Linked DNA regions of Homo sapiens: regions 2 and 3 are each linked to region 1. Evidence: read pairs that join two places in POLR2A ChIA-PET (ENCODE). Cell type or tissue: K562. All regions are shown on one strand. Each heading gives the region's core, and the rest is flanking DNA. Links, peaks and the distances in the headings are about the cores only.

The links. ChIA-PET counts read pairs that join two places held together with the same protein. Peaks named below come from ENCODE experiments on the same cell type or tissue, not always from the same donor. Only the 100,000 strongest peaks of a DNase experiment are listed, where the experiment ranks them.
Region 2: POLR2A ChIA-PET joins it to region 1 with 5 read pairs; 4 of 35 experiments call an interaction of 5 or more read pairs at or near these places.
Region 3: POLR2A ChIA-PET joins it to region 1 with 8 read pairs; 2 of 35 experiments call an interaction of 5 or more read pairs at or near these places.

What each region holds. Positions count from the first base shown.
Region 1 is chr3:143,121,354-143,129,325 of GRCh38, reverse strand. CHST2 (carbohydrate sulfotransferase 2) reads right to left here. Exons shown (of 2, transcript NM_004267.5): 2 at 5,312-7,972. The coding sequence ends at 6,917. It overlaps LOC105374137 (a long non-coding RNA gene), which reads left to right. Exons shown (of 3, transcript XR_924554.3): 3 at 1,257-1,630. Among named protein-coding and RNA genes, the nearest start is that of CHST2, 5.6 kb to the right of the region's middle. RefSeq lists enhancers at 5,953-6,082, 6,914-7,555. In K562, for the core only: no CTCF peak of the experiment used is centred there; a DNase peak (open chromatin) is centred at 4,244; H3K4me3 peaks cover 1,386 bases.
Region 2 is chr3:143,345,092-143,353,063 of GRCh38, reverse strand. The region is part of intron 14 of SLC9A9 (solute carrier family 9 member A9); the gene reads left to right. SLC9A9-AS1 (SLC9A9 antisense RNA 1) reads right to left here. Exons shown (of 4, transcript NR_048544.1): 4 at 5,993-6,078. Among named protein-coding and RNA genes, the nearest start is that of SLC9A9-AS1, 6.8 kb to the right of the region's middle. In K562, for the core only: a CTCF peak has its summit at 3,948; a DNase peak (open chromatin) is centred at 3,963.
Region 3 is chr3:142,668,762-142,676,733 of GRCh38, reverse strand. It overlaps PLS1 (plastin 1), which reads right to left. Exons shown (of 16, transcript NM_001145319.2): 3 at 7,181-7,344; 4 at 5,612-5,741; 5 at 445-577. It also overlaps the pseudogene RN7SKP25. Among named protein-coding and RNA genes, the nearest start is that of PLS1-AS1, 16 kb to the right of the region's middle. In K562, for the core only: no CTCF peak of the experiment used is centred there; no DNase peak of the experiment used is centred there.

The sequences.
Region 1 (7,972 bases), core at 1,190-6,189:
CCCTTCTGTAAAATGGGGACCATAATGATACCTATTTCACAGAATCGTGATGAGAATCCAATGGAATCACACTTATAAAATGCTTTGCACAGTGACTGGCACATCATCATTCTTGCTATTTAGGGCATTTGAAAGTGAAATGAAAATGGTGATAGAAAGTTATAAAGAGCACAGCACATGAAGTCACTTGGGAAATGTGAAAATATAAATGAGAAACTATGTGAAGTAAAGATTTAACCTAAATAATGTGAACTCAGAACTCACATCCTTGGGAGAATACTGGTCTCACCAGCAAGTAGGTCTGGTTAAATAACAGGACTAAAAACAATTGATATGAATGTTATTATCTCAGAAAGAAGATATGTTCTCATTCCTATTTTCCTTTAGAGAGGAATAATGTAACAGCATCCTTCATGTAAAAATACTGAGCACCAATATGAGAAATGAAACATTTTAATTCCTCCCAGGAGCTAGTTCATTCATAGAAAGACTGGGAGCTTGCCAGAGCAACTGGGACATCTGAAAATGGAAATGTAATATTTAGACTTCTACATTGTTTCTGAAAAATTTTTCAGTTCCTGAAATGGTTAAAAGATGATCATACTGGCCATGACCTCTACATGTCAAAAACAAATACAGCCTCAGCCAACATGACCGTAATACATTTTCCTATTCAACTCAAAAAATGTGTTGGACTGTAATTCAGTTGTTACCTTTCGTTTGGGGCCTTCAGTTTGTTTGTTTCTCTTTCAAACATTAATGTGGAAAAACATTTGAGGCCTTCCATGGGCATTATTTGGTATTCCTTTTTGTCTATATTAATTTGCCTTGCTTTTTCAGCTTCTGTCTGCCCCATACATATGAAGTCCAGGACAAGAGAGGAAACGGGCCTATAAACAAACAATTCCAATCTGTAGCAGCACACACTGACAGATCTATGCAGGAGGCAGTCGGAGGAATAACAGGACAGAAAGGCATTTCTGCATCTTGGAGCAGGGCTGATGAATAAAAGTTTCAAAAAGATCCAGGGTCTTAATAATGAGATTCACAAAGTGGAGAAGAAATGGGAGGCAGGGGGTGCAGTAGAGAGCGTGGAGAAGTTATTCAGAGGAAAATGGGACATATCAAGCCTACAATAAAAAAACTTAGCTGACTATACTTAACATAATAAAGAGGTATATCAGTTTGTTTAGCACATCTTGTACATTTACTCCTTGACCTTATTGTGACTTGACCTTTTGCTTTTCCATGCATAGACTTTCTGTCTCTATTACATACTACGCAAATCAAGGGAGAGCCCTACAAAAGTTACAGAAGGGAACAGCCAGAGGACAAGGACACCATGTTCTTCATCCTCATGCAAGACATCTGACCTGTTCTTCTGAGAGGAATCCCAGGAACAACACACGCTCTCTCAGCCTCCAGCCGGATCAGTTCTGAGTGTTCTCAAGCCCAACCAATGATTGAGGGGGCACTGTCAATCTCTTGCTGCAATCATCAAGGATTGTTTGTCATGTATGCACTGACCTCTTTGGAATTCCATCATGCAAAGTGCGCTTGCTTGTCTTTGCTTTCATTATAGTTACCCACAATAACTCATACCTTTGCACTCATTTTCCGAGAACTTGTAGGACACCATTATTTGCTGTCTCCTATAGCCAGGCATTTCATCCTCTGCATCTGGAAACAGGGCCAGCTTCAGGGATATACAACCTGCACAGTTACACAGGGCCCCCCACTCAGAAGGACCCCAAACTTGGTTTCATTCTGTGCTGCTGCCATCTTGAAAGGCTTAATTGTTTTTTCAACAACGGCATTGCATTTTCATTTTGCACGGAGCCCTGCAAATTATGTAGTTGATCCTGTCTAGAAGACTAACTGCCTCAAGGTGAATTTCTATCAAGCCCTGTCTTTACACCTGGGATGGGAGCCATTACAGACTGGTTCTGAGTACAGCTTTTAGCCCCAGTGATCATTTTCATTGCCATTCACTTGGTAGGGTGACTATTACCAACCTAAAAGTTCAAGCAGCCCAAAAATACTTTTGATATTTGATTACAGATAACTGGTTTGACCAAAAGTTAAGGTTTATCCTTGGCCATCCTTTATCATCCTGTTACCATGTGTACAGACAGGCTCCTGCTCCTTCAAAGCTCCTTCATTTAGAAACAATACCAGCACCCCCTACCCCAAACACTGGTTCATACAGTTTCCAATTCTATAAACTTAATGTGTTATGCAAAGTTCAACATTTTCTTAGCATAATTTGATTAAGGATGTGCAGAATTGCATCAGATGTAATAAAAGCCAAGCCCTGTAATTTCAATTATTAAATACTTGTACCAAAGCCTGTACCTGAGCAGCTCAGTGGCTCATACTTGAACTGCAAAAGTAGCAACTGAATGTACAGAAAGCAGGGAAAGTGTCTGAATGAATTGTTTTCTTAGCTGTGACAGATTTGAAAAGGGTTTCCTCAAGGTGAAGGACAAAAGGGGTCTATAAACTGCGCATTTACCTCAGGACATCCCATCACACACCTCAAGTCATTCCTCAAATTGTGATTGTCATTTTCTACCTATCCCCATTGGATCCTGACGCAGAACTGTCAAGCTTTCTAATATAACAATTGGCCGACCACTCACTCTCCAGAAGCCTGAGATCAAAAGTGTGCCTCACCACGCATCTGTTAGCTGGGATTAGAACATTCTCTCATCCAGATCTCTTCAAGACGATGCAGAAACTCAATTGTATGTGTGTGTGCATGTGTGTTGTGTGTAGGGAAGAAAGAAAGTTGGAGGAGGATGGTAAAGTGACACCTTGTCCTTATTTACCATGCCTACATGATGAGACACGCTTTTCATTTCCCTCTTGCTCTTCCTAGAGTCATCTCTAGAGTCTGCGTTTCAAGACCTAGGGAATATTTAATAGCCTCCCCCAAATTCACATTAATTTCAAACCAATCACATAATCCAGCTGCAACTGTACTGTGTACAACAGAAATCCTGGACAAAACTGGCTGTGGCCAAGCAGGGAATGTATGGGAACAGGCAGCCATTGTCTCGCTCAGCATCCACAATAGGACAAACTTCCTGAAAGTAACCATCCCTACACCTGCAGAAAATCTATTAGGTGGGTGCAAATGTAATTGCAGTTTTTTACCATTACTTTCAATGACAAAAACCACAATCACGCTTGCACCAACCTAACACATCACAGTCCATCAAACTACACATTCACAGCACTCAAAACAATAAGTGCCACATGACTTCTGCAAAAAAAAAAAAAAAAAAAAAAAAGCAGCTTTTTAGCCCTCCCTTAGACCCCTGGACAACATTTGCTCCATCACAGTCCATCAAACTACACATTTGCAGCACTCAAAACAATAAGTGCCACATGACTTCTGCAAAAATAAATAGCTTTTTAGCCCTCCCTGAGACCCCTGGACAACATCTGCTCTGCAGGTTTGTTCTGATCCCCGCCCTTATGGTGTTCATGCAAGTGGGAAAACAGTAACAATCAAATTCCTTACTTTGAAACATTTACCTCTCCACATTTAGAAATTGTGCATTTTTTCTCTAATTCATCGCTGGGAAATAGTCTATAAACAGTTGCCCTGGAAATCTTGAAGATATTCCTATTGCTCACTCCCCACATCTAAATAGAGCCTATGGCTTATTTCCTTCAGCAAACTTTACTGAACAGGCTGGCATTTTCCCCACACAGGTAATACACTCTTCCACTCTCTCCCTTCCAAGTATTTTCAAAATTTGATAGTTGCATATTTCATTCACTTATTTAATAAATATTTATCATGCACTATGTGGTGGACACTGAAGGGTATAGATTTGCTCTGGCCCCTGCCTGCAAGGTATCCACTGTCAGTCTGAATGAGGTCTTTGAGTGGCTCTGAGCTCCTTGAAATTTAAGCCCCCAGCCTGTGCCTCTGCCTTGTTCCAAACTCAAATTTGTTGACTAAACGCACTGGGTAAACTTTGTTTTATAAATACAGCTTACTCATTAACAAAGGCATTCCAAAGCCAAGCGGTAAGTAAGGAGTGCTATCATTGAGCAGAATTTGAAAATGAAAATCACTCTGACAACCTGCTCTAAAGAATATTTTCTCTTGCTGACGGACATATTGCCAGCTTGGGAAATGTGAAAGGATCTCGTTCATATTTGCTGCCTCAAGAATGGTCACAGGCTCTGTTGCAATTTGTCATAGCACAGGTCTGCTTGCACTAGGGGTTGACAGAAGCTTGTTAACGCCAAAAATTCTTCTCTCTCCTTCTCAAACCTTCGGAAGCTGAATGTCACTGATATGACTAGCTCAGCCCTTAGTGGGAACACCACCTGTCTCACTTTCCTAGAAGGCAGCTAGGTACAAATCTCCAGGAGCAACAATTCACCTTTTCAAATTACAGAGCACAGGAGTGGCAGAGTGGAGAGAATGCAGCTGCTACAAAACAAGATTACGAACGGAAACCCTGTTCAAACAGAGCAAGCAGAGGATCTGTTGGTGTTTAGCTTAAAATTTCATCTGAGCAGAGGCCACAAATGCTCTGCCAGCTGCAAAGGCTCTATCTAGCATCTAATATTGTTTTAAATACAAGATCCAAAACATCATAATTCTACTTTAACACAGTCCAAGTCCTTAGATAAGCTGAAAGAAGAATGAATTCACTGCTTGAAAATCCTTCACTCAACAACTAGGCATGAATTTCACCGCAATTGTTAAGAGCTGATTCTAATGCCACACAAAATTTGTTTATAAATGGTTATTTTATTCAGAGTGGTTGCTTTTTAATGCTGCTCTCTTAATTTCCTGTTAAATCTGTTTCATCTATAGCCATCCAATATTAGTATTTATTTTGTTCATTTAACTTTAAAGTATTCTTAAATTAAATCTATTACAAATATTCTACTGCTGGTGAAGCTAATTCAGCATAGGCACTACCACAAAAATATGGAAAACATGATCAATGTATTATAGATGTAATCTGGCTTCAGAAACACAATACTAAAAACTATTTTAGTAAATTAAGAAATAAGCATTCTAGATTGTGTTATAAAATCCATTTCTAAATATACCCCTTTTTAAACCTTTATGCTTCTTTACCTTGGAATTCTTACCAGCGTAGCTAGATTTTGTATTGCAATGGTAATTATACTTAAGAATCATTGTGTGTTAAAATATTCCCCACGTACAGATTATTTTTATCATCTTTTCCCTAAAATAAAATTCTCAGCATTTAACCTATGCATGTTGGCTTTCAGAGATCTCATAAAAAATCACAGTGAAATAAAACCATGATGATAGTGAACTTGTACTGTATTTACTGTCATATACAACTACACTGTCTCTTGTTCCCATTTGGGCTTCACAATTTCTTCTCATAGTATAACATTCTGCAGAATGTTTCAGTACCAAATGGGTTCAGGACACAACATCATAACCACTACAGGAAAATGTAACGGTTTTCTCCCTGGAAAATACCAAATTTCAAAATCCTACACACTAGTTCATTTTCATTTCCTCTTTACCACAATTCATTATCATATCTAAAAGAAGCTCTTGGCTGAAGCCTTATACTGTCTGCAGCATGTTACTTTCTTTGCAAATTTACTTTTAGGAAACATGATAAAGAAAAGCAACATATTCCACAGGCATCCCAAGTAAAGCATTATAAATTCATATTCTCTCTTGCACTGATTTAAATGGGAAGCAAGTAAGAAAAGGGAAAACCCTTACGGTTCTCAGATGAAACTTCGCTGCTTTCATCCACCTCCACATACCGTGTCAGGGTCAGAAAAACACTCCAAATAGATACTTCTGTCACTTTGCTAAACCAACGAAGCTGCTACCATCGCCAGCAGTATGTTCACGCTACTTTCCTGAGGTCTGTGTTCTAATCATCAGAACTTTTAAAAATTACATACTTTTTTTAAAAATCCTTTTTCTGAACCAGCCTCAGCACCAAAACATTGGTCTCTGCTTCAAGGTTCCCCATTTTAACTGAAGAGGAATGAAAAACCAAATGCCTTCAAGTCCTGAAGGAGTTGCTTCTTCCTGTGTTCAAAGTTGAAGAGAGTAGTGTGCTTTTTCTTCCACTGCCCTGTTTGGTTTCTGCCTTTAGAATACAAAGATGTGTTTCACTCCTGGACACCTAACAGGCTGAGATTTACATGTGAGAAAACATCCCCCAGGTTATTACCAAGGAGGCAAAAATTGCTCCCACCCAGTTTAGCTGCCTTTCAGGAAAGAGACTGGAAAAATGGAAACGAGGGAGGGGAAGGAGATTCTATCTGAAGCTGAGGACAAGTAACACAGGTGAATCCAAAGTAATGGAGGCAAATATTAAAAAGAATATTATTTATTATCTTCTTTATTAATACTCACATGTAACCTTTGCTTTTTACACAAAAGTCTGCTTTAGAAGAATGCCTCCTCGGCTTATCATGCCCAATGGGGCTTTTTGTTTCTGGACCACTTCCCCTTTCTCCACCCCCACCCCCACATCCAAATTACTCTTAACATGTTCACAGATACCACGAATATTTTGTAAACAAGATTTGGGTTACTGGAACTTGATTTCATTAACATCCCACTTCAAAATGGAAGGCAGGTGGAGGACAGGGTAAGAAATAGGAGAAAGAGGACAAGAGAAGGCAAAGAAGAAGAGGGGCACCTGGTCAGAACGTTCAAGTCTTGCCTTTTCTTAGGGGTGTGTATTTTGTGGCTGTTCCTTGAAATGCACTGACTCAAAACATTGACAGCAAGTGTGTGTGTGATTATTTATATATCTATAATAGAATATGTGGGCTTCCTCCGTTTGAGTCTGGACTGTGTTTATTTAAACACACTACGATCCTCTTTATAGGTATCACCACAGGGAATCAGGTCTCCTGGGAACCCCTTTTAGAGACGGGGCTTCCGAAGCAGGGTCTTGCTGAGGTCTTTGACCTCCTCAGGGCTGTTGACCCGCTCATAGCCCAGGACGGCCATGGGCTGGTAGCAAAACTCCTCCACCTGTTTGATCTGCTGGAAGGTGAGGGCGGTCCGCCAGGCATTGGCGGCCTGCGTGGCATTGCGTGCAGATACCACGAAAGGCTTGGAGGAGGAGCCCGAGCCACTGGTCATGTTCAGGGCAAACTGCTCCATTTCGGGGCTCACCAACAGTCCCACAAAATCGTACACTCTCCGTAGTGTCTTGACGGGGTCTCCCACCAGGTCCTCGTACCGCACCACCAGGTAGTGGCCCTGCAGCCAGTCAGGGGGCTGCAGGGCTGTCTGCAGCGTCTTAGCCATACTATTGCAGATGACCTCCATAGCGCCCAGAGCGTGGTAGTCTGCGGGGCCGCCCACGCCCTCCTTCTTGGCGCCAAGCTTGTGGCCCGCGGCCTCCAAGAAGGGCATGCGGTGAGCTCGCGGGTCTCGGCTGCGCACCACCTGTAGGCTCTCACGGATGAGGCCGTGGCGCGAGCGGATCCGTGAACTCGCCACCGCGCGGGGATCACGCACCAAGTGGATGACCTTGAGGTCCAGGGCCGGGTCTCGCAGCAGTGGCGCCAAGACCGCCACGTCGAAGACGCGCACACCCTTTATGACTAGTGTGCGGTACTTGCGGCACTCCTCCTCGAAACGCGCCAGGCGCTGTGGCGGGCACTTCTTGCACACGCGGTCGTCCACCAACCCCACGACCTCCTTGCGGTAGGCGGGGCAGAGTGGTGACGAGCACACCACCTTGTTGGTGGCTGCGCCGAAGATGCCCAGCGTGGTGAGGTTGCGCCCCCCGCTGCCCGCGGGGCTATACAACTGGAAGACAGAGAGGTCGCAGCGGTAAAGAGCGCTCAGCATGTCCCGCGCTGCCCCCTGCAGGGAAACGGCGTCCCCCGGATACAGTTTTTGCCATACATGCCACACTGGCTCGTAGAGAAAGAACACCTCGGGATTCTGGTTGAATAGCTCGCCGAA
Region 2 (7,972 bases), core at 1,717-6,716, 220 kb before region 1:
GAAAAGTTCAGGGCAACTAGTGGGAAGTGAAACCAGGGAATTATCATGTGCACAGATTGTGTAGGGACCGCATGTGTCCCGGTTAAGAAAATGGATTTTATTTATTGACAGCAGGAAACCAATGCAGCACTTTAAGCACAGAGCCACAGAGTCCTGTTTGTTATAATGCAGAGAACTGGTGGCTGTATGGAAGCTGATCTAACAGGGAGAAGAATAAATTGAAAATAATCCATGATCCAGGACAGCTGCCCTGCAAAATACCCACCAGTTTTCTGTGTGGATAAAAATGTAGACAAATTGTTTCATTCTACTTTGAAAACTATTTTAGAGCATTCAATGTGTGTTCCCAATATAAATGAGTTAATATAGAAAAGTATCATTTCATTAAGATATTGATTCTTAAATTTCCACTACTGAAAATTATCCAGTGGTGTAATTGTTAGGGCCAGAGTCTACTAGAATGTTTTTTAGCTAAAAAGCCAGATCAGTCTCTAAGCTTGTCTTCTAGTATTTCAGTGGCCTTTTAAATGTAGGGGAAGAAGCATCAGAGAGCTAACCTTTTTCCAAAGGAAACAGACACATCCTGAAACCATTGCCTTTGACATCCCTTGAAGCCATTTCCTTGGAATTCCTTGAAATCTACCAGTGTATTAGGTTTCACTGACCTGTCGCCTATAAACATGGCCAGAAGTGATTTCTAGCTCATGCAGGCTGCTAAGCAAATCTTTCCTTAATCCTTTAACATGTGTTTAATACCTCAAACAGGAAAGACTGTAGCAGCTTTATTTCCTCACTGCCCCTTCCCAGCAACTGCAAACACTTCTTCCCACATCCCTCGCTATGGACTAGCCCTTGGGTTACAGGTGCCAAGCCCTTTGCCGTTCCTTCTACTGGTTCATGTAGACACAGAATTATGCCTGGAATGCCCAAGAGCAGCGAGTGGGTGTCAGTCATGAGGGGTGGCTGACCAAGGCTGACTGTGTGCACTGCAGGCTCTGGGTGCTGAAGGAAGAGAAGTCCCCAGAGTACCCCAGGCAGGTGCCCCACATGGTAAACAACTCTAGCAGTACAAGCTCAGAAGCCTGGTATTTAACTGGATTGGCCAACTTTTTTTCCTTTTTTTCCCCCTTTTCTTAGTCTAAAGTCCTCAGGCCTTCTCTGATCTGAAATATTCAGAAGATGAACATTATGGTAATTGGTAATTGTACAGGCACTTTGCAAACATCAAGTGCTTCATAAAGTTAAAATGATACTAAATTCAGTGACAGCTTTATAGACCTGAAGGCCTTCAGACTCATTTTGCAGATATAAACAAAGAATTTTATTACATTTTTATTATTTTTAAATTCTAGCTGATTTCCTGCTATATTCAAGTTTATGATGAGTACATAAGTCTCTTCTCAGTCCAGAGATATGCCTTATTGAGAAATCTTCCCCACCTCAATCTTTGGCTTCTACAAATCCCACTCTTTGGAAGATATCCCACTGTGGAATGGGTACTCCCCCCCACCATCAACTATTCACCAAGAATCCCTCTCCTTGACCTTCCAACAAACAGAAGTTGATGCTCTCCAGCTGAGACCCTTCCTTCTCGGCCTAGCCTTTGTAAGAACTGTTTGTGTTCCTGTTGGGAACTACAGATTAAATCCCTGATGAACGTACCTATCTTCCTTGCTAGCTCAGTCTTTTGCAAACCTTTGAAAATGTTGTCTAGGCCATTTAGAAGGGACATAATAATATTTAAATCAGGGTTTTTCAAACTGCTGATCATAACTCATTAGTGGTTCTCACAAGCAATTTAGTGGGTTCCTAACCAGCACTTCTTAATAAATAGTAGACTAGAGAAAATATCACAGTGCATTGAGAAATTAGAAGTAAATTTTGTTTCATAAAACTTGTTTCAGGGGTGTGTGCATGTACCCTGGGTTGTGATATAACATGTATGCCTTAATGGGATCATAATCAAAAAGGTTTTAAAACCTTGATCATTGCTGGTATAAAATTCTTGTGTAGGAACCCTCAGGCCTTTCCCCTAATTGCTTTAAGTACCCAGCAAGTTGAGCAGGGAGCTGTGAGAACACAAAGGAGAGAGAGCCCTCAATTCTGGGTTTATTTTGGAAAAGTTAACAGTTGTTGGTAGATTCGAGCTGAACTTTGAGAAAAAGATGGAATTTGACTAATAGCAACTGGAGGGAGCTGGAGTAAAGGCCAGATTACGGGGAGAGAGAAGCAACACGGAGCTGTGGACAGAGCAATGAGTTTGAAGATCTGGCTGCTAGTCATCCCTCAGCCCCTCAGCTATGGAACTCTAGTTCCAGGCCTGCCCTGAGCCACTATTTTCTAATCTGTAAGATGAGTATAATCATATTTGCCCCACAAAGTAACTGTAAATTTCAAATGGAAAAAGGTGAATGAAACCACTTTGAACACTAGAAAATACCAAACAAACACAACAGACGTGTTTTCTTTTTCCAGACAAAGCAAAGGTCACAAGTAAAGGTGCAAATGTGGAAAATTATTGTGTGTGCTTGGGGTTAAGTGAGGATTGCAGCTCGGCACATATAAGGTTGGCCAGGGAGGAGAGACTAACAAGATGTGTTCACGGAAATCTGAAAAGATTTTGAGTATCAGGTGAAGGTGTCTGGATTTGACTCAGTAAATAATGAGGAATCAGATGATTTGTAGACATAAGAGTGACATAGTCTTGTTTTAGAAAGAGCTAACAGCAGTGATTAGGGAGAAGTCACGGGGGCCTCAATTATGGTAGTTGCAATGGGAATAGAAAGGAAAAGTATAGATGCCAGAAAACTCTGGCCTCAAATCCATAGAATCTGATGCCGCATTATTGGGGGTACCAGGACTGCAGAGAGAAAGGGCCAGGCAGGTGCCAGTTGTGAGGAAGTAGGAGCCCCAGGTGACTGTGGGGTTCCAGCCCTCATGACTAGAAGTCTGCTTATGCCAGTCAAAGAAACAAGGAAGGCAGAAAGACTACTCTTGTGGGGAGACAATATGTGTGGTTGGTTCCCTGTCTCCAGGTAGAATCCTATTTATATGAACCTGCTCCATTTACCTACTGAGCCAGTTCTTCGAGGTAAACAAGCCACTTGCCCAGCCTTGCCTCGCGGATGGAGTTCTCTAAACCTCTGAGTGAACTTGTTTTTCTCTGAGTGGCTCTCTCATAGGGGGATGCTCTACAATTAATATCCTACTCAAAAATAGGCAGAATACTTATTTTAGTATTTTGTGCTAATTCAGTCTCATCAACTTGTCTTCTATCTGTAGACTTCACTTAAGTTAACCGCCAGGTTAACTGATGTTATGAATACAACATTGATATACCACATCCTACCAATCAAGTTCAGACTCAATCGCCTGGAACAGCACAGAGCATGAGTCAAATAGCTAGGTTCAGATCTTTGTCACCTACTAGCTGTGTGACACTGGGAAAATTACTTGAACTCTCTGAACCTTGATTTCATAATCTGTAAAATGGGGACAGTGACAATGATAATACCTATCTTGCAGGATGTTTGTGAGATTCACACTATTATACTTACCATACATAGCATAGGGCCTAGAAAAATTAGGTCCTTGATAAAGGGCTGCTCTTGTTATTATTATTAAAGGATGTGAGTTGATGGGCCCCACCCTCCTTTACAACCACATGCTGAAGCTTTTCCCTAGTTCTGTGGGATGAGGCTAGTCCTGGTTCTGTCCAAAGAAAAGAGCTTCCAGGGCTGACCTGGCAGGACCCACCTCTTTAGGAGCAAAAAGATTATCACCATCCCTCTCCTTTCAGGTAAGCACCTTTAAGCCCAGCTACAGGCTCTTCAGGCAAAATTACTTTGTTCCAGCTCAGTGATGGACTGAAAATGCTAAGTGTCCCTCACAAAGAATAAACAGGCAAAGATGGGACTGCTACATGCGTGTTACTCCCGTCTGCCAGTAGCTGGGGGCAGAGAGTTGGAGACTGAGGAACGAATAGGTCCCCATGGCTGTAGTCAGCAGAGACCAGGGGCAGCTGGCTTCCTCCTGCCCCAAGATCAGGGGATTCTTGGGAATCTCAACATGCAGTTGAACCCCAGCAGTCACAAAGCAGCAAGATTAGGAGTCAGAAGTTCTGATTTTGAGCCCAGGCTTTGCAGGCTGCATGAGCTTGAACCAGTCTCTCTAAGCTCCAGTTTCATTTGTAAAGTGAAGGAAATGCCCCTCCTTGTTTTTTAACCACAACAGCAACTCCCCCGTACCCAAAGCGTTCTAGACACAATTTCATGAACTCCTAAGACCTTGACAACCCATGATTCTCATATGGTATTCTCCATGTTTTTTAATAGGCTTGGGAAGTAGAGTTCATTTTTTAGCTTTTCCAACCAAAACTATATTGCACAATGGAAGTGCTTATAACAAAGTATTCTGTAAGAATTTGGCTTTTTATTGGCCAAACAAAAGATACTTTCTTAAAAAAGGAGTATACATTCACTCATGGTTTTATATGAAAAAAAGAGATGCCTAGCCCTCTGTTTTACACTTGGAACCTATTTTCTAGAAATATGGTGCACTTGTCATGGTTTTTATCCTTACAAATTCAACATAATGTAATAGCTCTGTTTGATGGCATATAGTAAATAAAGGTGCTTTCTTAGACTCCCAGGAAGTAAATAATTGGCATATTAACTTCCTGTGATTCAATCACAGAAAGCTTACATGAAAATGAAAGAAATAAATGGAATAAAGTCCAACAGACTGCCATCAATAGCTGCTTAACTTCGGGCCGGGCGCAGTGGCTCACGCCTGTAATCCCAGCACTTTGGGAGGCCAAGGCGGGTGGATCACAAGGTCGAGATCAAGACCATCCTGGCAACATGGTGAAACCCTGTCTCTACTAAAAATACAAAAATTAGCTGGACCTGTAGTCCCAGCTACTCAGGAGGCTGAAGCAGGAGAACAGCTTGAACCTGGGAGGTGGAGGTTGCAGTGAGCGGAGATCGTACCACTGCACTCCAGCCTGGCGACAGAGTAAGATTCCCTCTAAAAAAAAAAAAAAAAATTACTGCTTAACTTCTTATCCAGCTTTCGACTGAGCTGGTTTTACCCTATTTCTGATAGAAACAAGGAAGCAATCTTACCTCACTTATGATATGCCAGAACTCATCTTTTTATGAGATAATTTAAATTGATTGTCACCTTACAAATATATTTTTCTAATGGCATCCCCCGTATCATCTTGGTTTTGGAACAATCCTTTCAAAACAGAATTAGAAATAGCTGCTCACTCACAGATCTATAAAATACATCTCAAGTATTTGGAAGAGAGGGTTGAAAATATAGCTGTCCCAAGTCTATCAGAACAACTGTGGATGAGTGGGGGCAGGGGACAATATTGGTGGTCTTTTTGTTATAGCAAAGGGCAAGAAGCATTTCTCTCTCCTTACAGGTAAGGAAACTGAGGATCAGCAAAGCTAGGACTAAAACCCAGGGCACAGGATTCCCCTATCCGGGTGCCCTTTCCTTACCCTGTGCTTTATAACTCTGGACCTTAAAGAGATGTAGTTCCCATCTAATTTCTGGTTTAGCCAAAAATGCCTGCATTTTCTTATGCCAGATTCTGTTTGGGGGAAGATAGAATTTCATTTTTATTCCTCCATTTATCTGTTTCCTTTGGGTTATCTTCTTGATTTCCCCTTTTATCTTTCTCATCATCCATTTGTTAATGCAAACAAACAAAACTATTTCTGCTTCTTTCCCACAACTGCCATCTGATTAAACTCTACATAAGGTCCCTTCTTTATTAAAGCCCTAAGTAATTGGTTGTGATGCTTGTGACGATTACTGGGCCAATACATGGCTACATTCAATGATGAAATATAGCTAGGATGTTTCTTCTGAGAAAAATTTGACCTGTCATCTCGTAGCCTCACAGATTGGTATATTTTGGAGTTGTAGCCACTGCTTCAGTGTATGTCTCCTACCAGGTCCAAGTTAAGATCGTTGAATTGTTAGATGCTTTTTATTTGAGGCTTACATGGTGAGGAGAAAATAGAAAATTCTATTTCCTTTCATCTGCTTCTCTTTTTCTGTCTGAAAAATAGAGAAAAGTTAGACTTGTTCTTGAGCATATTTATTATTTGATAAAATTGACAAGAGTCATCTGAAAAATTTTGTAGAGTTTGAATACAAAGTTCTTACTATTTCTTCTCTCATTTTCTATATAGTTAGTATTTTATTTCTTTCCCTTTTCATTTTAACCAAACTTTTGGTTTTTGTTTTTTTGAGACGGAGTTTCACTCTTGTTGCCCAGGCTGGAGTGCAATGGCACTATCTCGGCTCACGGCAACCTCCGCCTCCCAGGTTCAAATGATTTTTGTGCCTCACCCTCCCGAGTAGCTGGGATTACAGGTGCCCACCACCACGCCCAGCTAGCTAATTTTTTGTATTTTGAGTAGAGATGGGGTTTCACCATGTTGGCCAAGCTGGTCTCGAACTCCTGACCTCAAGTGATCCCCCCCGACTCAGCCTCCCAAAGTGCTGGGATTACAGGCATGAGCCACTGCACCCAGCCTAACCAAAGGTTTCATAAAAATAATATTAAAATAGAACAGAAAATACGCATACTACAGAAAAAGAAACAAGACTTTAGAATGATTATTTTTAAGCTTATTTTCTGCAACATCAAGAATCAGTTTTCTCTAGCAGTTAGCTCAGCCTTTATTTCATTAAGAATAATGGGAAAATTTAAGGAGGTTTCCATTTGAGTAAAGTTTTGGTTTTCATCCTCTCCCTCCATTGTTTAATCATCTGGACTACAGTTCTTTTTATAGAATAATCTTCTTTTAGCCAAGTGAAAAGGCAAAAGTATTTTTTCCATAGGTTTTTTATGCTGAGAGAGTTTCAACTGGCATATTGGGAGAAATCTATATTCAGGTAAGAATATATATATAAGGCTGGGTTTGTCTGTGCTTGGGCCCTCCTACGAAGTCTAGGGAAGAGGGAATTGTTAAAACTGGACCTAGGTCTCTTTTCCCTTTAGCTTAATTAAAAAAAAAATCTTTGCATTCAGTAGCTTTAAAGAGGACATTTATTTTCCTCCTTCTATAGACAAGCTGTATTAGGGTGGCATATGAATAAATGAGATCCTTCTTTGACCTGATAGGGACTCCAGTTCACTAATGTCTGTCCTTTCTCCACCTTCCTACTTGTTCAGATTGGAATCCATTCTCCACTATTTCCATATCACCCTTGCAAACAGTCTGGATTCCATCATCTTTTTGTTATACCCATCTGGAAAAACCCTAACCAGAGATGAAGGCAACATGTTGCTTTTGGGCACACTATATCTGCATAGATGAGCCCTGTTGGAGAGATTTACACACCTGCAGAGACTGGTTCCCTTATCTATTATTGATCAACAACTTCAGATAGACCCATACTACCCAACTATCCTGCTTTACCTCTCTCATCATTTTTATCCTCAACTGCGCCCAGCCCATTTGCTCTCCTTCTACTCATTCCTCAACCCACTTATCTGGTTTCCATCTCAACAACTTTACTAAAGCAGCTTGTTAGGTCAGCAATGACCACCATATTGCTAAACCAGATGGATATTTTTCAGTTCTCCTCTGATGTGTCTTTTGAGCAACATATATGATACTGTTGATTGCTTCCTCCTTGTAATACTCTTCCCCTTATCTCCCCTAACTCAATACTCTGAATTTCCCCCTACTTTTCTGGCCATTTTCAGGTTCATCTTTCTTTTCCATTCAATGCTGGAATTAATAAAGGTTCTATCCAAGGCCCCCTTCTTTTCTTTGTCTTCTATTTCTAGGTGATTCCATCTGTATACTTGGATTACAATAACATGGAAACAAAAACGAATTTATACTCAAATTTATACTTCAGTCATATAGATGGAACTTATTTGATATTTCCTCTTGTATGACTCAAAGACACAGTCATTATATCCAAAACCAAACTC
Region 3 (7,972 bases), core at 1,717-6,716, 450 kb after region 1:
AAAATAGAATGCAAAGAGCCAAGGATAACACAAGGCTGAATCAAAACATTATTTTCATTTAGGTACAAATAAGGAATATCTTCCCTTTACATTTCCTCATGTCCCATTCCAGTCAATAATCAATACTCGCTTACTGGAAAAAGAAAAGAGAAACCCTGCGAATATTTAAAACTGCATCAGACAAATAACTCAAAAGATTCCTGGCAATTATTATAGTAATACACGTAAAAGGCAACAGAAAAACAAGGGATTGTATTTGAAGGAAAATTTTGGAAATTTTCCAATAGATATACAGTAGTTCATTTTCTATGCAATATAAATTCCTCATGACCTAAGTAGCTACTGACTCCAAAAGACAATGGACAGCTGAATTGGAGTTTTCATGGAATGCTCATCAATGTAATCAGCAAGAACGCAGCTTCCTTAACCAGAAGTTCAACTCACCAAAGAAGGATGCCATCTGCAAGTGACTTGAAAAGACTATCATCATTGGGATTCATGGGTATAAGATGCTTACAGTCAGGGTCATTCTCCAGGGCTTTGTTTATCCAGTTAACAAAAGCCACTTTTTCTTCCTCTGAAAGGAGAAAACCTTGGTAGGCAAATCTCATTTCACAAACTTTATTGCACTATAAAAACATACATAGCTATTGCACTACAAAAACATACTTGTTAATTTCTGCTCAAAGATAATAATTGACCATTATTACAAATCTACTAAAACACAAAAGGGTTCAAGAAAAGAAGAAAGGTGGCTGGGTGTGGTGGCTCACGCCTGTAATCCCAGCACTTCCCAAAGCACTTCCAAGGCGGGCTGATCACTTGAGGTCAGGAGTTCAAGACCAGCCTGAGCAACATGGAGAAACCCCCGTCTCTATTGAAAATACAAAAATTAGCCAGGCATAATGGCACATGCCCATAGTCCCAGCTACTCGAGAGGCTGAGGCTTCAGGATTGCTTGAACCGGGGGGTGGAGGTTGCAGTGAGTGGAGATCCTGCCACTGCACTTTAGCCTAAGCCACAAAGAGAGACCCTTTCAAAAAAAAAAACGGGGAGCACGGTGGCTCACGCCTGTAATCCCAGCACTTTGGGAGGCTGAGACGGGCAGATCACGAGGTCAAGAGAGCAAGACCATCCTGGCCAACATGTTAAAACCTCATCTCTACTAAATAAACAAAAATAAATTAGCTGGGCATGGTGGCGTGGGCCTGTAATCCCAGCTACTTGGGAGGCTGAGGCAGGAGAATGACATGAACCCAGGAGGCAGAGCTTGCAGTGAACCGAGATCGCGCCACTGCACTCCAGCCTGGTGACAGAGCAAGGCTCTGTCTCAAAAACAAAAACAAAAAACAAACAAAAAAACAAACAAAAAACTGATCTATTAGGAGAGATGAAGGTATATATCTTAAATGAGCACAATATATATTTGGTTTGATTCAAAAATATTTCCAAATATGTATTGCTTCTGAAAGCTAATGAGTCAGAAGCAGACCATCGGAGGTCAAATATGTATATGTTAATTAAATAAGGAAAAAAATACAAGAAACAAATACCATGGCAATAAATCCCATCCTCCCCAAAAGGTTTAGAGAGCTGTGATTTTTAGCTTACAACAGAAATACTGAATTCAGTCAAGAGTTATTCAAATGAATAAAACAGCTCAATTTCAATGGAATTTAACTATTAAAAAATTGACACAAATTGGCTGGGTGCGGTGGCTCATGCCTGTAATCCCTGCACTTTGGGAGGCTGAGGTGGGCAGATCACCTGAGGTCAGGAGTTTGAGACCAGCCTGGCCAACATGGCAAAACCCCATCTCTACTAAAAAATACAAAAATTAGCCAGGTGTGGTGGCAGGCACCTGTAATCCCAGCTACTCTGGAGGCTGAGGCAGGGAGAATTGCTTGAATCTGGGAGACGGAGGTTGCAGTGAGCCGAGATCACGCCACTGCACTCCAGCCTGGGCAACAGAGCAAGACTCTTGTCTCAAAAAAACAAAAAACGAAGAAAAAATTGACACAAATCTAGATACCAGCACTATCTTTGGCCATCTTCATCCAACAACTTCTCAACACATGGCTTCTAGTATGGGTACATTGATCTTAAGTAGAAAATTTTGTTGGGTTATGCAGTGGGGAAAATAGGAAGGAACTTAAAGTAAAAACATTGTACAACTTTATTATTATTCTGTAGATATAAAAACCATTTAAGATTATAAATCCTTAAAGTAAATAATCCCCATTTCCATCAGAGGGTAGCACATAATGATTTGGCCTTCTCCATTGTTGCCCCAGTTCCTAGAATTAAGTAATTTTCCCAAGGGAATATTTTGCAGGTACCCCCAAAATTTAATCCACCACACATACATACACACACAAGTCAACAAAAACACAAATATGTACTAATATTTCCTCTTTGTACATATCATAATCTGCCTTATCTTCTCGCCTCCTCATACACACCTCCTTAGAAGGATTTGGAGTCTAGGAATTCAGAGATCACTAAAATACTGTATCTGCCATTGAGGAATTTTTTAGTGTAATTGTAAAACAAATATACAAAGAAATGTGATATAAGGGAAATACACACACCACCAGAAATATATATGCAATGTTTGCAGAATTTAAAAAAAGAAGCAATCACTTTTAGTTAGGGTGATCAAGAAAAGGCTTCATAGAGGAGGTACTATTTGAAATATAGTTTTTCAATAGGTGAATATAGGCAAGGAAAGAAAGGATGTTTCAGGTATAGGAACCAGGAATGAGATACCACATCACAACCACTAGGATGGCTGTAATTTTTTAAATGGACAAAAACAAGTGTTGGTGAGAATTGAAGAAACTGGAGCCCTCATACATTGCTGGTGGGAATGTAAGATGGTGCAGCCACTTTGGACCTTGAGAGCTTGTTTGGAAGTTCTAGCAGGGGAGTGCAGCTACTCGTATACCCTTGACCAAAGACCAGTCCTCTTCTATTGGGATGGTTGTCCTCTTCAACCGAGCACGCAGCTTCGGGAAGGACTCACATGGAGCACTGAGGGAGGAAGGGGACACCTGCCTAGCCAGCCAGATCAGCCAAATCAACCCTGGCAATCAATGGGGTGACAGATGTCGCAGCCAGATCGCCCTCACAAGTGCAGCCACTTTGGAAAACAATTTGGCAGTTCTTTAAAAATGATAAACATAGAGTTAACAAAAATTCAAGCAATTCTACTCCTAAGTATATGCCTACGAGAATTCAAAGTATATGTCCACACACAAATGCATTCATGAGTGTTCATATAGCATTATTTATAATAGCCAAACACTAGAAACAACCCAAATGTCCATCACCTGATGAAAGGATAAACAAAATGTGGTATTGCCCATAGAATGGAATATTCAGCAATAAAAAGGAATGAAGGGGCCAGGTACCATGGCTCACACCTGTAATCCCAAGGCAGGCAGATCGCTCGAACCCAGGAGTTCAAGATCAACCTGGGTGACATAGCAAAACCCCATCTCTACAAAAGATAGAAAAATTAGCTGGGCATGGTGGTACACATTTGGGAGGCATGGTTATGCACTTGGGAGGCTGAGGTGGGAGGATCCCTTGAACTCTGGAGGTCGAGGCTGCAGTCAGAAAAAAAGGAATGAAGTATGATATATGTGACAACATGGATAAGCCTTGAAAATATTACACCAGTGAAGAAGCCTGTCAAATGAAAGGCCACTACAGTATGATACCATTTATATGAAACTTCCAGAATAGGCAAATTTGTAGAAATAGAAAGCAGTTTAATGGTTGCAGAGCCTTCGGGAAGAGGGAAATGGGGAGTGACTGATAATGAATATAGTGTTCTTCTTTGGTGTAATGAAAGTGTTCTGAAATTAAATAGTGATGACAATTGCACAACTATGAATACACTAAAAACTACTGAACTGTATACTTTAAAAATGTATTCCATGGTATGTCAATTATATCTCAATAAAGCTGCTATTTTTTATAAAAGCCATTAAATATTCCATATATTTTTCTAGAGAATAGTTATATAGGTGTATTCATAGGTTAAAAGAAATCATCAAGCCATATACTTAAGAATAGTACACTTCAGCCTGGTGTGGTGGCTCATGCCTGTAATCCCAGCACTTTGGGAGGCCAAGGCGGGTGGATCATGAGGTCAGGAGATCGAGACCATCCTGGCTAACACGGTGAAACCCTGACTCTACTAAAAATACAAAAACATTAGCTGGGCGTGTTGGCGGGCACCTGTAGTCCCAGCTACTCAGGAGGCTGAGGCAAGAGAATGACGTGAACCTGGGAAGTGGAGCTTGCAGTGAGCCGAGATCGCACCACTGCACTCCAGCCTGGACGACAGAGCGAGACGCCATCTCAAAAAAAAAAAAAAAAAAAAAGTACACTTCATGCACTTTACTACAAGTATCTTATACCTCAAAAAATAAGTAAACAAAAATTTATGGTGACAAATATCAGAAAAGAGGTTACCTCTAGGGAAGAATAGTTACTATCAGGGGAATGAGGGAGTCTTCAGGTGATGAAAAGATTCCATGTCTTGTTCTGGTTGGCAGCTACATGAATGTATATACACATGGAAAAATTCATTGAGCCATATACTTAAGATTATAGCACTTTGCTGAATGTGTATTATACCTTAATAATTTTTTTTTGTCTTTAAAAAGAAGCCACTTCAGTAGAATTGACAGGCAGAAACTGGGTTAAGGGGTGAATACCTTTCAAAAAGTGAAGGTAACAGTTATGGACCTTTGCCTTTATGGCTGCTTCCCTAGTGGGAAAAAGTTAGGAAAAACATATAATAGATGAGAGAAATTTGAGTGTATCGCTAGAGGAAAATCCAATTAGGAAGGGACAGAATCAAGAGGATAATTAACAGATTCAGATCTGAAATGAAGAAAGAGGGGAAAAGGTTACAGGTAATTTTGTCAAAAGGCCAAAAAGCATAGTTCTAGTTATGTTCATATAAATAAAAAGAACTTGGCCAAAGGTTCTTAGACATCTTAGATAACTTAACACGGGGAAGACACCTCATCTTAAAAGTTGATATGCTTCTGCATTTCCCACTGGGCAATGGTCCAGTGGTTTAATCAGATCAAGCAAATCAGGTGCTATGCTCTCTAGTCACTTGGTTACTAGATAAAAGGTGAATCGGGTATCTCAGATCTCAGAAAATGGAAGAGAAAAATCCTTGTGATAGAAGCCTCTCCCCCATTCCTAGCTCAGGTCTAAAAGTAAAGCCACCTCATCAGTCAGGATGAAAAGCCATTGAAAAGCCACTTTTAAATACATCTAATGCTGGAGTATAAACAACTTCCACTTTGTTGTTTATAATCTTGTTTCTGTAGACTGAGCCTGATACACAGCAGGAACTCATTGATTTCAATGATTCTAGGATTTTTCATTTTGACATCTGTGAAACTGAGATGTATTTCAAATTCAATGGCATGTTATACTGTGGTCTGCAGTATTTTTTTCTCCTCAGTGGCACATAAAATAACGGTATGAATCACAATGAGTGGCATCTTAGAACTGATTAAATATGTCACTTAATCAATGAATCAGTGACTAAAAGATCAAATTTGGAGAAGTCAGTTACCTGAATAAGAATGCTGTGTGCCCTCACTGGAAATAGTTGAAGTTCCTCCAATAGCAGTAATCCCTTCCCTCTTGTTAATTATTTTTCGGAATGTTTTGCTGATATCTTTGCTTTTTAATTCTTGCATTAGCTGGAATGGAACATAAGTAAAATTGAGAATCAGATAATCAATAAAAACCTGACAAAATGGATATTTATTTACACTTCTTTATTTGAAATGACACCAAATTAAATACTAGTCAGTTGTACTTATTGCTTGTATACACAGATAACTTTCATCATTTTACCAATAACACAAAATAGACAAATACTTGAACCCCAAACGGTGGAATAAATTTTTTATAACTAAGCTTAAATTGAACACACTGAAATTATTCTTCTTGGCTTGCCATAATCTTTTGTACTGAAAACCTAAGAAATAACTAACTACATGCTAAAGATAGAAGAATGCCTTAATGAAGATATTTTCCTGCCTGAACATCTCAAATGCATTCATGATAAAATAAGTCAGCTCTTAGAGGAAATAACATAGGCTTACAGAAACTCCCTTTCCCAATCACTCTCTCACTGGACTCACCAGAGATTGGCAAGACTCAATTCAATCAGTTCTGCTTGCAGCAAAGTGATTGGGTTTTTTTTTAAATGCAAATCTGATCTTGTCACTTCACATTCTATTCTTCCCACTTCATTGTCTTCCTATTGCTTTTAGGATAAAAACAAAAATTCGACATGGCCCTGTGTGACCTGATTCTGAGTTACTTCTCCAGCTACATTCCTTACCCTTACCATCTCAGCTCCAGTCACACAAACCTTCTTTCAGTTGCTTGAGAATATTCACCATCTCTAAAGCCACAGGGACTCTACACATGCTGTCATGTCTACCTGCCTCCTACATTATTCATTTTCCCACAACCCACTTTTATCTGTTTAACATCTTTCTTCAGAACACATCACAGTCTTCACACTGTAGGGATACCTTCCCTGAGTCCCTGGGTTATCCAGCCTTGCCTCCAAATTCAATTCCTTCTACCACAAACTCTCACAGGACCTGTACCACTCTGTCATAGCAATTCTCCAATTATCTTTTATCAATTTGTGCAATGCAGTCTTCTCCACACATATAAACTCCATGAAGACAGGAATCACGTTTCTTTTTACTCATCACATTACTCACAGTGCCTAGCAAAATTTCTAGGAAGAGAAGAGCTAAAATACCTGCTTAATCAATAAAGAATGCAAAACCAGACAATTTATATTTCATAAATATTTATTCAATTATATTAATGGTCAATAAGCATTGAACTCACCTAGTTATTCTAGGGAATGAATTACTATTATCTAAACCTGATTTCCATTCCAACAATTTGAGAATAATTTTTTCCTTTGTTTTATGAATTAGTTGTGGAAATTATTTCGATAATAATAGTTATTGTCATCATCATCATCATCATTTTAAAGCAGTCCTTTTTCTGGTCTCTGAAGCTGGATTTAACCAAAGCTAGTGATGACATTACTACAATTCTGCTCTAAGCAAGATTATCAGTAGCCCGAAAGGATTAGATTACTTACTGACACAAACTCTTCAAAACTGATTTTGCCATCTTTGTTGCTGTCAGCAACTGATAGAATTTTCTCCACAATCTCGCGCACCTTGTAGCCAGGCAGAGGAAGGCTTGCTTCCTTAAACAGGTCTTGAAGTTCATAGTCACTGACATACCCACTATTGTCAATATCTGTAAAGATATATTATAAAATATATTTTGTAATCTTTGTTGAAGGTGTACAATAAGGATGCCTTTTGGGAGGATTCATAGATGTGCAGACAGAGCCTTTCACATTTGTTTCACAGGTGGCAGTAACCTTTTTTCCTGTACCTGAACTGTACAGAATATGCTATATGCTTTATTTTAAAAACTCGTATTTAAGCCAGGCTTGGTAGTTCCAGCTATTTGGGAGACTAAGGTGAGGGGACTGCCTGAGCCCAGGAGTTCGAGGCTGTAGTGAGCTATGATCGCACCACTGCCCCTCAACTTAGGCAATAGAGTGAGACCCCATCTCTTAAAAAACGAAAACAAAAACAAAACAAAAACTTTGTATATATTTAAATCGAGTTTATCCCCATAGATTTAGGGCCACCATATATATTTTAAGGGTATTGTTGCTCTGATAGAAAACCCAGTTTTAGCACATGACTAAGCATCAAAGAAATAAGCATGGGGGGGGCCAGGCGCAGTGGCTCACACTTATAATCCCAGCACTTTGGGAGGCCGAGGTAGGCAGATCACCTGAGGTCAGGAGTTTGAGATCGGCCTGGTCAACATGGTGAAACCCCATCTCTACTAAAAATGGAAAAATTAGCTG